Linked DNA regions of Homo sapiens: all the other regions are linked to region 3. A link is a contact called in ENCODE Hi-C data. All regions are on one chromosome and are shown on one strand. Each heading gives the region's core, a stretch centred on a gene start or an enhancer-like site at or near the end of the contact. The rest is flanking DNA. Distances are from core to core; before and after follow the strand shown.

Region 1 (3,068 bases), core at 238-2,737, 790 kb before region 3:
AAATCATGACTTTTTATTTATGAGACAAGGCAAATCTTTTTTTTTTTTTTTTTTTTTTTTTTTTTTTTTGAGACAGGAGTTTCACTCTTGTTGCCCAGGCTGGAGTGCAATGGCGTGATCTTGGCTCACTGCAACCTCCACCTCCTGGGTTCAAGCAATTCTCCTGCCTCAGCCTCCCGAGTAACTGGGATTACAGGTGTGTGCCACCACACCCAACTAATTTTTGTATTTTTAGTAGAGACAGGGTTTCACTGTGTTGGCCAGGCTGGTCTCGAACTCCTGACCTCAGGTGATCTGCCCACCTCGGCCTCCCAAACTGCTGGGATTACAGGCGTGAGCCACCATGCCCGGCCGAGACAAGGCAAATCTTAATATTTTTAAATATATATAGTTTGGAGGAGAACAAGCACTGAGATATATAAATGCCCAATTTCCTGCATCAAAGCAATAAGTAGAGATTGAATGAAATTTTCAACGATCATTAACACTATTCTTAGTTTCGAAAGTATTTGCTTGCTGGGTAGTGCTTTTGGTAATCATTCTCTAAATATTTATATTCCTGTGTCCTATCTTGAAGAAGTTCCTGATGGAAACTGGAAAGCAGAGCATTCACATCCAGGAATGTGGGAACTAAAGGAATTAGGGAAACCTGGAAAGAATCTTACCAGAGAAGCAGTGGGGGCCGGTTAGGGATTGCAAGAGTTCCTGCCCTTTTTCTCTCCCACTTTATTAATCTGGCCTTCCTAACAGAGACACAATATATTAAACAGGAAGGTTAAGAGAGATGGAAGAAAATGCAGGATCAATCCCATCTCCTGCTCATGAATGATGTCTGGTTTGGAAGAGACCATTTAATTCCCAATTCTGTGGAAAAGTGACCTTTGCGGATGAGCGAGTGTTGACAACCAGGCCATTTTTCTCCAGCTTCATGGACGGTGCGATTCTGAAAGCAAGGTTTGCTCATCTGAGGATTCAGAAGCTGATCGATACTCCGATTATGGCTGGGGAGGACCCTCATCGCCATTTAACTGAGTTGGAAAATGAAGCCACAAGGCTGGAGGCGTGGAGTTTGCTTAATAAACAACTTTGAGGTATGGGGCCCTCCCAACACCCTCCCCCCACCCGCCCCGCCCAGGAACGTCTGGACCCTGGCAGGTTGGCTTTCTGGGACAATTCCATGGGCTTCATTTATCAGTTTTTTCCCTTTTTAATTGGTGGAGAGAGACAAAAGTTTTTATAATCTTTATTAAATTTTCCTTTTTAAATAAATACTTGGGACCACATTTCTCTGCTAGAACCACAGAAATGGTGCTGCGGCCCCGACCGTCGGGGGCTCCGGCGTCACAGAGCCTGTCCCTTGTATCTGGGAGCCCCGGGGAAGGCGCAGGGGCGTGAGAAATGCTCTTTGTATTCAGAGCGGTCACCCAGCAGAGCCGGAGCCTTCCACCGCCAGGTTTTCCTCCGCGCAAGGCGCCGCCGGGAAGCGAATTGGCTCCGACAGTCGCGGGGGCGGGGGCGGCCTCAGACGCGGCGGGCTCGCGAGCTCAGGGGCGGAGTCGTGGCCCTCCCGTCCCGGCTCCCTCGGTAGGCTGCCTGCGCCCCCAAAGCCGCGCCCACGGCCCGCCCACCCGCCGCCTGCCCCTCCCCTCCCCGGTCCGCCTCTTCCCGCTCCTCCCGGCCCGCCGGAGCGGCCGTCTCCTTCTTCCTCCACGGCCCACCTCTTCTCCCCCACGATCTTCCTCCCCTAGCGTCCACAGGCCGCCTCCGCCGCCTACGACCCTCCTCCTGCTGATTCCCCCCCACCACCGCCCGCCTCGTCGCCCCCGCGGAGCGCGCGGGAGGGAGGGACCGGGAGCGGCAGGGGCTGCACATGACCTGGGGCGCGGGAAGGAGCCCGCTGCCGTCTAGGCCCGCGAAGGGCCCCGGCAGCCGCCGACTTCTGAGGAAAAGCAGAACGGTGTTTGGTTTACTAAAGTAGCCGCCTCCTACCACTCTTCCTCCCCAGCCCCGCTCTCTGCTCCCCACACCCCCTTCCGTTTACTCCTAGTTACCAAGACCGTCCTTCTCTTAGGATTTCTGTTGAATAGAAAATACAATTAAAAGTCGCAGCACCACCCCTGCCTCCCGCCCCACAAACTCCTAGTGATTATTTTTGTCTCTTAGCCCTAGGTCGGGTTAAATACATTCCCCGGGAGCCATCTGGTCTGATTCCCGGCAACCTTCGTATGGTTTCCATTAAGCTCTCCAAAAGCATGCATTGAAAAGGCAGCCCTGTAGCCACTTAGGAACCTCCGGAGTTTTGCCCTGGCCAGCCCCAGTAGACATCCCAGGCAGAAGGAGAGAAAGGCCTCTGTTTAGGTTCCGAGTCTAGTACCTCATGATCCTGGTTTTAATCTCGAATTTCTTGGCTTTTCCTAGTCCAAGAAAATACAGTTCTCCAAGGTAATGGCTATCATTAATTCATCATTTGTTTTTTACTATACGCAGAGGATAGCTGATTAGAATTCTGTTTTAATTCTAAAAATGAAGGCTAACAGCTTTACAGATAGGTTGCAACAGTAACCTGGCCACACAAGTTCAATTTGACCAGCAACATTGGTATGGTGGGGTCTACACCTTCTCGCCTGTCTGTCCACCATTCCTTAACCCCCAAAAGGCAAAGAACAAATATTTGCTTGTGGAAACATATTCCCTCACACGTGGGTTAGGGCTTGTGTCCAAGAAAAAGGGAACCGGCAGGTTCATAGACTCTGAGTGTTGTAACTAGAGTGTTCCTTAGGATTCATCCGAGATGTATATCCATTGATTGAGGACACTCAGAAAGTGGAGGGGCTTCGGGAAGGTCACGTGGCTGATGAGTACAGTACTGCGGCCTAATTTGGGGATGGGAGGGTGGGGAAGAGACCTGGGCATCAAGAGCTTTATCATATACAGCAAGGAAGATTGTGGTCAAACCAATTCATTAGTGGCACATCCTGAATCTCCCCAGTCCCTCAGCCGCAGTCCCATCTCTGTCCTGCTCTGTGCCTCCCTGTTTGCGGAGTTAGAGCCCTTTGCTGTTCCTCCTG
Region 2 (3,002 bases), core at 72-2,571, 540 kb after region 3:
ATCATATGCCAATTTAAGCTCACTCACTAGTTAGGAACACATATTTGGATAACATTCCTAACAGGTTACATTGCAAAAAAGAATCCAAGAATGTAAAATAACATATATTGTATATTATTACTTATACATAAATTACTGATAATTAAAAAGTGAACTAAGAAACTAACTACACTGATAAAATCATGAAGGACATCACTGAACAAGGCAAAGAATCTCCTATATTTGTAATATTGGCCATAAAATATTGTCATCCCACAATATTTTGTATTTTGTATCCATAATAGCTAAGAGGGGTTGTCTTGGGAAGGAAGGGTATAAAGACAGAAGATGGAGAGTTTCTCTGGAGCAGACCAAAGTGGGAAATAGTAAAACAAAGGAATTCAGAGCTCATCTGCCTCCTCTGTGCACAATCAAGGGAAAAAAAGAATATCCCCACTACCATGAAGGTCTTCAATTAAATGTACTTCTCCACTCAAAGTAATGTTCAGCAACTTCACACTTTCCCTTTCAGTGCATCATTTTCAGTGGTGATTGTGAACAGTTAAGGAAAAAGAATCCAATAACATGAAACTATTTTAATAATTTTTAAAGGAAGTTTAAATGATACACACTTGATCAGGGTCGATGAAAATGGCACTAGTGTCGAAGGGCAACAGGTTGCTAATAAATACAATAGTTTAGGAAAGTGCTGTTTCTGTCATGGAAAAACTATATTCTGGGAAAAATAATACTACTGTAATTAATTTTTGAAAGCTATTGAGACTTCTTGGATGAAGAATGTAGTTATTAAAGGCAAAGTACACAATATGTTGTAATGAAATGTTTGTGCTTCACACTTCATTAAATGTTTTGTGGGCCTCTGGGGAAATTCTATCTCTCACACACAGAAACAATGTTTATACATGGTGGTATCAGTAGAGGGAGTGCATAGAGCAATGTTCATGGGAAGAACTTGCTACAACTTCAGTATGTTCAATTAAAAACACCAAAACGAGGTAAGTGAGAAAATGTGTGGTAACTGACAAAAAGGCACACAAAATTCTGCTGTGACTTTGGCCACTCTTATGCTTAATCAAAATAACATTTTTAAATTTCATTTGAAAATAAAAAACTGTGGGTTTTGCTTGAAGTAGAGGGTGACAGAGTAAACTGGACGGTTTGAATTAGTGGGATTAACTGACAAACATCTGATTCCAAATTCTGCAGTTAAATAGACCCAATTACACATGTAGGACTCGGAGAATTCAAAAGTTTAGCAGTTTGGAATCTGCTGACTGTGTTAACTTACAGTATTTTGAAAGTGAAAGTGTAAAATAGTGGTAAAATTGCAAAGAAATTAACACATAAAATTCTTAGAAGGTGGGAAAGAGAAATAGGCAAAAAAAAAATGAGTAACTTTATACTGTCATTGGCAAAAGATCTTTTAAAAACAAACAAAAGTAAAGTCATGTAAAGAAAAGAAACCTATGAAAGGTCTTCAACTTGTTTTGTTTCTTACATCTCGGGCTTCTTCCCGTTAACAGCACTTCCTGAAGGGGAACGTGCCTATTTGTCTGATCTAAACGTAAGTAGCCATGCAACATTTTTAAGGAAAAAAGAACAAAGAAATGTACAAGGGAATCACATTCAACAAACAAAATCAAGCAAGAAATGTTAAAGACAATGGGCATACATAGACCACCAACCAAGATCCTTTTAAAAATACTGTAAGAGATTTTCAACGAAGCATTCCTTTGCCTCAAGAACATTTTTTTTCTCCCTCAAGAAGTGTGTTAACCTTAATGGCTTTCCCTAGAGCTAGAATTTCAATTAGCTACTTTACTAGCACGACTCTAGTCACATAAAAAAGCGGTGACTCTTTTAAGATTCTTGTACTAAGCCATATTCTTCATGGGCACTCTAAGTTGAACTTAATTTTTTTCCTATTTCCAGGTTCCTGTATATAGTAAGATGCTAGTTATAAGAAAAGTACAACTTGAACTTAGATGAATGTAGCACTTGGGCTTCCTTCTTAATAAAAATACATGTTATAAAAATTGATTCATTTATTACATAGACTCAAATGTTATTAAAAATGAAAGCTATACAGCAGGCCTGAGAAAGGATGATGCCAAGCTGTAATAAGACTCTTTATAATTTGTCTTTATAATCATTTTCCCTTTTTTCATTTTATTCTTAAAATTATCAAGCCAAGTGACATCTCTATAATCATTTTATCTGCTATATTTGATAATTTGACACATTATACTATATTAGCTATTATGACAAGTTTTTGAAACATTAAAAAAGGTAAGTCCTTCCACGAGTTCACATCCTTAGGGTTTGAATTACCAATTGTACAATAACAAATAATGTAATTCTGATTAAGATCTCCAAAACAGTTAACTACTACAATAATATTTACATAGGCCCTTTCACGGTTCTCTTGAAATACACATAAACATCGTCTCTAGATATTCAAAATAAGCCACAAATGGCAGAAAATAACTGATGAAAACTTCCAAGGTCTATAAAAGAACTAAGAAAGTCATGAAGTTCAGTTTATTCTCTTGGCTGCAACCTGTATTTCAGTTCTTTAGGTAATTTCTGCATTTGTATGCTTATTTAAAAGACATATAAGGTCTGATTTCAGATTACCTAGATGAAGGTCAAACTTATCAAAGAGGATTCTTTAAAAAATAATCCTATTGTAAAAATGTCTCTGGATTTATGAGCAGTTCAGGGTGCATTCTGGTGGCATCGCTTTAGTCTAGTGCTCATCCAATGCAAGTCCATGGTGGAGAAAAGTTGCCAGCCACTGAGCATAGGAGGTGGACATCTGTTGCTTTAGTCTGCTCAGTATCCATTCATCCTTGCAATGCTATGGTTTGCATGTGTCCCCTCCAGCATTCACGTGTTGAAACTTAATGGCCAATGTAACGGTATTAAATAGTGGGGCCTGTAAGAGGTGATTAGGTCATGAGGCCTTCTCCCTCATTCACAGGATAAAGTGCTCTTATGAA
Region 3 (3,426 bases), core at 123-2,622:
ACCACTGCTGTTCTCCTAAGAGATCATTTCATTCACTTCCATCATGTTTTAACAAAAAGATAAAAATAACTTCAAATATCCTCCTGAGCGCTTCCTACTATGAAATATTGTGCCTGTTCACCTCTATCCTTATTTGCTCCGGTTGCATGAGTTAGGTATTAAACCTGTCAATAAGCTTGGAAACTGACAAACAAGGTCAAAAAGACAAGCGAATTGAATAAATTCAATTAATGTTTATGAAAAGTAGTACAAGATTGTCTAAAGGTGTTGGGGGGGGCATAAAAAACTAATATTTCTAATGTTCCCACCAGTGCCCATCATCTCCTGTACAAAGCTCCCACTATTCAGAGATCTAAGTATGCTTTCAGTCCATCCACATTTCCTTGCCAAAACACACACTACACTACACTACACATAGTCTAACAGTCTGTATCTGTTAGACTGCTAGTATAGCAACTGAATCCCGGCAGCACACGGAAGTATGCTGTAATGAAGTGTCCTGTAATCAAAGAGTGCAACGTGTCAGTCGGCTTGGGAGTTTCTGGAGCACCAGCAACTACAGCAAATCATCACTCTCCAACATGTGGGCCATAAAATCTGAGTTGGGGGCGGAGGTGTCCCTTTTCTTGTTTTTCCTCCACTTTTTTTTTTAATGTGGGGGCGGGGAGGACTCGAAAGTAGACTCGATAATGAGGTCCACTCCAAGATAGATACGGAACTCTTAGCAACCTAGATTCCCTTGGGATAGGATGCTACTTTGAAGGCAAGAGGAGTAAGTTTCATTCTCTGTAACCTCACTTCTTGACACTCAGGATAGTCATTGTTTGTCTACGGAAAAGGCTACCTGCCCTCAAATTCCTTTGCCTCGTTCCTAATTACAAGTTCCCTCTGGGGTTGGTAAATTAGAAAATCAGCAAAAGGGCCAAAGGCTGGTCAGTGCCCCCTGAAATTGGCAAGCGCTTGCAATGAGGGTTGCCCCACCTTTCCAAGACTCACAAATTAGTTCTGAAGTGGGAGCCGCGGTGGAGCCGGCAGAGGTGCAGCACTTACCCCCATTCACCCCTATGGACGGCTCCAGTTTAGCTCCAGCGATCGCCAGCACTATTCCGACCATGAACCAGTCTTTCCTCATTCTCTCCAGCAGCCTCATATTTGTTAGGGTGGGTGGGTTTTGTTTATTTGTTTGGCTTTTTTTCTTTTCAAGCTCCGATCACCTAATCCTTGGAGCGTCTCCACACTTTCCTTGGTCCCTCCAGACATGCAGCAGAGCAAGTCAAATTGCCGATTGTAAAGTAAAGACCTGGGGGTTGCTCCGGCGGCTTTGAGGAGGGTTGGGAGTAGTAGTAGCCAGTGACAGGAAAGTCTCACTGAGCGCCGCCATCACTACCACGCGCCTCAGAATACACGCGCACAAACGCCCCCAGCGCCTCTGGCCGCGGGCTCGCAGGTGCAGATGCTTTGAAATGAAGAACTCGGACCAGGCCGACAACGTGGGCGATCCGGCAAGGGAGGCTGGCCGCCGGATGGGGCTGACAAGCGCACCGCTGTCGAGACCTGCGGAACCTTCTGAATGACGAGGGGTCGGGGAGAGCGTCGTAAGGCGCCACAGCCAGCAAGCCTCACTGACTGTCCTTTTCTAACAAACCTTTAGGCACAGCCACCCACCCTTCTGGAGCATATCTCCATGGAGAGCCTCTCTTTTGCTGTGCCATGACTCCGCGGGCAGGGCTGACGTGTGCTTGGGGCAAGGGATTTCTCCGTTGAAGCTGCGGCAGCGGGGTGCAAGTTTGGAGACGCGCTTCTTCGGGACATTACGGCGCTTCCACGACGCTAGCGCTGACGTATGCGCGGGGGGGAGGGGAGGCCACTCTGGATCTCCGAGTTCCCAGCCTGAGCTGCCGGAGTTAGAGGTGTCCGCGCGGGAAAGTGGCTCGCTGGTGGGCGGGGAGCCTTATCTCTGGCGGTGGGTTGAAAATCCGGCGCCGGGCAGATGCCCACGTTCGCTGGACCCCTGCTTGCCGGCGTCCGCTACAACCCAAGGAAGGTGGGCCCGACCTCGCCAGGTCGCTCGCCTGCGGGTGGGCATTTGGTCCGGATCCCCTTCCCTCTGCGGCCCACACCTGTCTCCGGGACTGGGGAGGGCTGCAGGGATCGGGGCAGATCTGCCTTTGCGGGCCGAGAGTGACAGCTGAAGTCTCCCCACCAACTAAGCTACTCGCGGGCGGAGTGGGGTCTGCGCTGGCAAGCCCCTGGGCGCGCGGGTGCCCGCTCTGGCTCGCCCCCAGGGCTGACCTACCCAAGCCACAGGAAAACTCTGGGAAGAGGGTCGCGGATTCCAACGCGGAAGTGGTGGGGGATTGAGTCTGAGAGGTTGGGGAGTCCTACCTTCCATTGCCACGAGTGCTAGTTCTATCTGCCAGTTTCTTCCTTGAAATGTCTTGTGGCAACCAGTGACATTGATGGTTTCATGAATGGACTTCCTACCGGTAGACCCTGCAAGAGCATGAACTCCACTGTATCATTCATCCAAATGAAGAAAGAAAGAAAATAGTATGTGATATTTTGAAATAACCTGGCATCTGCCACTTAAATGGTTAAAAATAGAACTTAAGGTTTGGAAGAGATTGTTTCGTGATGACAGACTTTAATTCTGAATTTATTCAAAGCTGGAAAGACACTCGTCGTGTCATTTCCTCTATTTAATTTAGCTTTATCTTGATGGCAAGACTTCCAGAAACTAAGCCACTTTAAGAGTTGTGCTCCCAGTTGTAGGTTACACAGTACCAAGTGTCATCTAATTATACATCAGGCAACATGAAAAAAAATTAATTTCAAGATAAAAAGAACTTAACAGGGAGACATAGATGACATTAAGCAGTTTACTCTGAAAAGAGACAGGTACATGAAATATAAAATTTGATGTTAGTTGTCAGGCAGTCAGAAGATAAGTGAAGATAAATGAAAGATAGTTTACAACATAATTATTTTCTTATAGTAATTTCTTAGTAGGTTAAAGAGTCATACGTCTCAGTCATTGAAGGGATAGTTTTGTATTAAAACATCATTAAACATTAAGTTTACAGAAATTGAGCTGTTTTAACTGTACAGCTATTCACAAATTATTTACTAATACCTCTTTGATCTGTGTAGAGCAGAATCTAACTCAGAGATTTTTTTGTTCTGTTTTTAATGGTACTTAAAGGAAAAGAATATAATGTACCATGAATTATATTCTCTTAAGGCCTGTATTTGTTTGCTGTGGATGCTGAAACAAATACTCGAACTTGGATGCCTTCAAACAACAGAAATTTATTATCTCACAGTTCTGGAGGACAGAAGTCCAAAATCAAGATTTTGGCAGAGCCATACTCCCGCTGAAGGCTCTAGGGGAGAGTCCTTCCTTGCCTTTTCTAGTTTCTGGTGGTG

The links. A loop is a pair of places that touch in the nucleus more often than their neighbours do. Pooled maps may share reads with other maps.
Region 1: a loop to region 3 is called in a map of ascending aorta, with 7 times the contacts of the local background. The contact joins the enhancer-like site here to the promoter of SLC10A7 in region 3. A Hi-C loop is called at or near these places in 4 of 168 maps with a recorded cell type or tissue (CD8-positive, alpha-beta T cell, ascending aorta and sigmoid colon), 3 of 37 single-sample maps with no recorded cell type and 17 of 50 pooled maps.
Region 2: a map of naive thymus-derived CD4-positive, alpha-beta T cell shows a loop between it and region 3 (4-fold over the local background). The contact joins the enhancer-like site here to the promoter of SLC10A7 in region 3. A Hi-C loop is called at or near these places in 2 of 168 maps with a recorded cell type or tissue (naive thymus-derived CD4-positive, alpha-beta T cell and posterior vena cava) and 7 of 50 pooled maps.

What each region holds. Positions count from the first base shown.
Region 1 is chr4:145,731,529-145,734,596 of GRCh38, forward strand. It overlaps C4orf51 (chromosome 4 open reading frame 51), which reads left to right. Exons shown (of 6, transcript NM_001080531.3): 6 at 925-1,269. The coding sequence ends at 1,032. Among named protein-coding and RNA genes, the nearest start is that of C4orf51, 53 kb to the left of the region's middle. RefSeq lists a silencer at 1,314-1,913 and an enhancer at 2,469-3,068. Within about 2 kb of position 1,488, at least 33 of the 41 ENCODE cell types and tissues checked have a DNase peak (open chromatin) inside an H3K27ac peak, as active enhancers do; they include ascending aorta and sigmoid colon, where a contact is called at or near this core.
Region 2 is chr4:147,056,215-147,059,216 of GRCh38, forward strand. No RefSeq gene overlaps it. Among named protein-coding and RNA genes, the nearest start is that of TTC29, 110 kb to the left of the region's middle. Within about 2 kb of position 1,322, at least 2 of the 41 ENCODE cell types and tissues checked have a DNase peak (open chromatin) inside an H3K27ac peak, as active enhancers do.
Region 3 is chr4:146,520,568-146,523,993 of GRCh38, forward strand. SLC10A7 (solute carrier family 10 member 7) reads right to left here and starts at 1,373. Exons shown (of 12, transcript NM_001029998.6): 1 at 1,051-1,373. The coding sequence starts at 1,150. RefSeq lists enhancers at 501-730, 1,171-1,240, 1,461-1,540, 1,551-1,970, 2,141-2,220.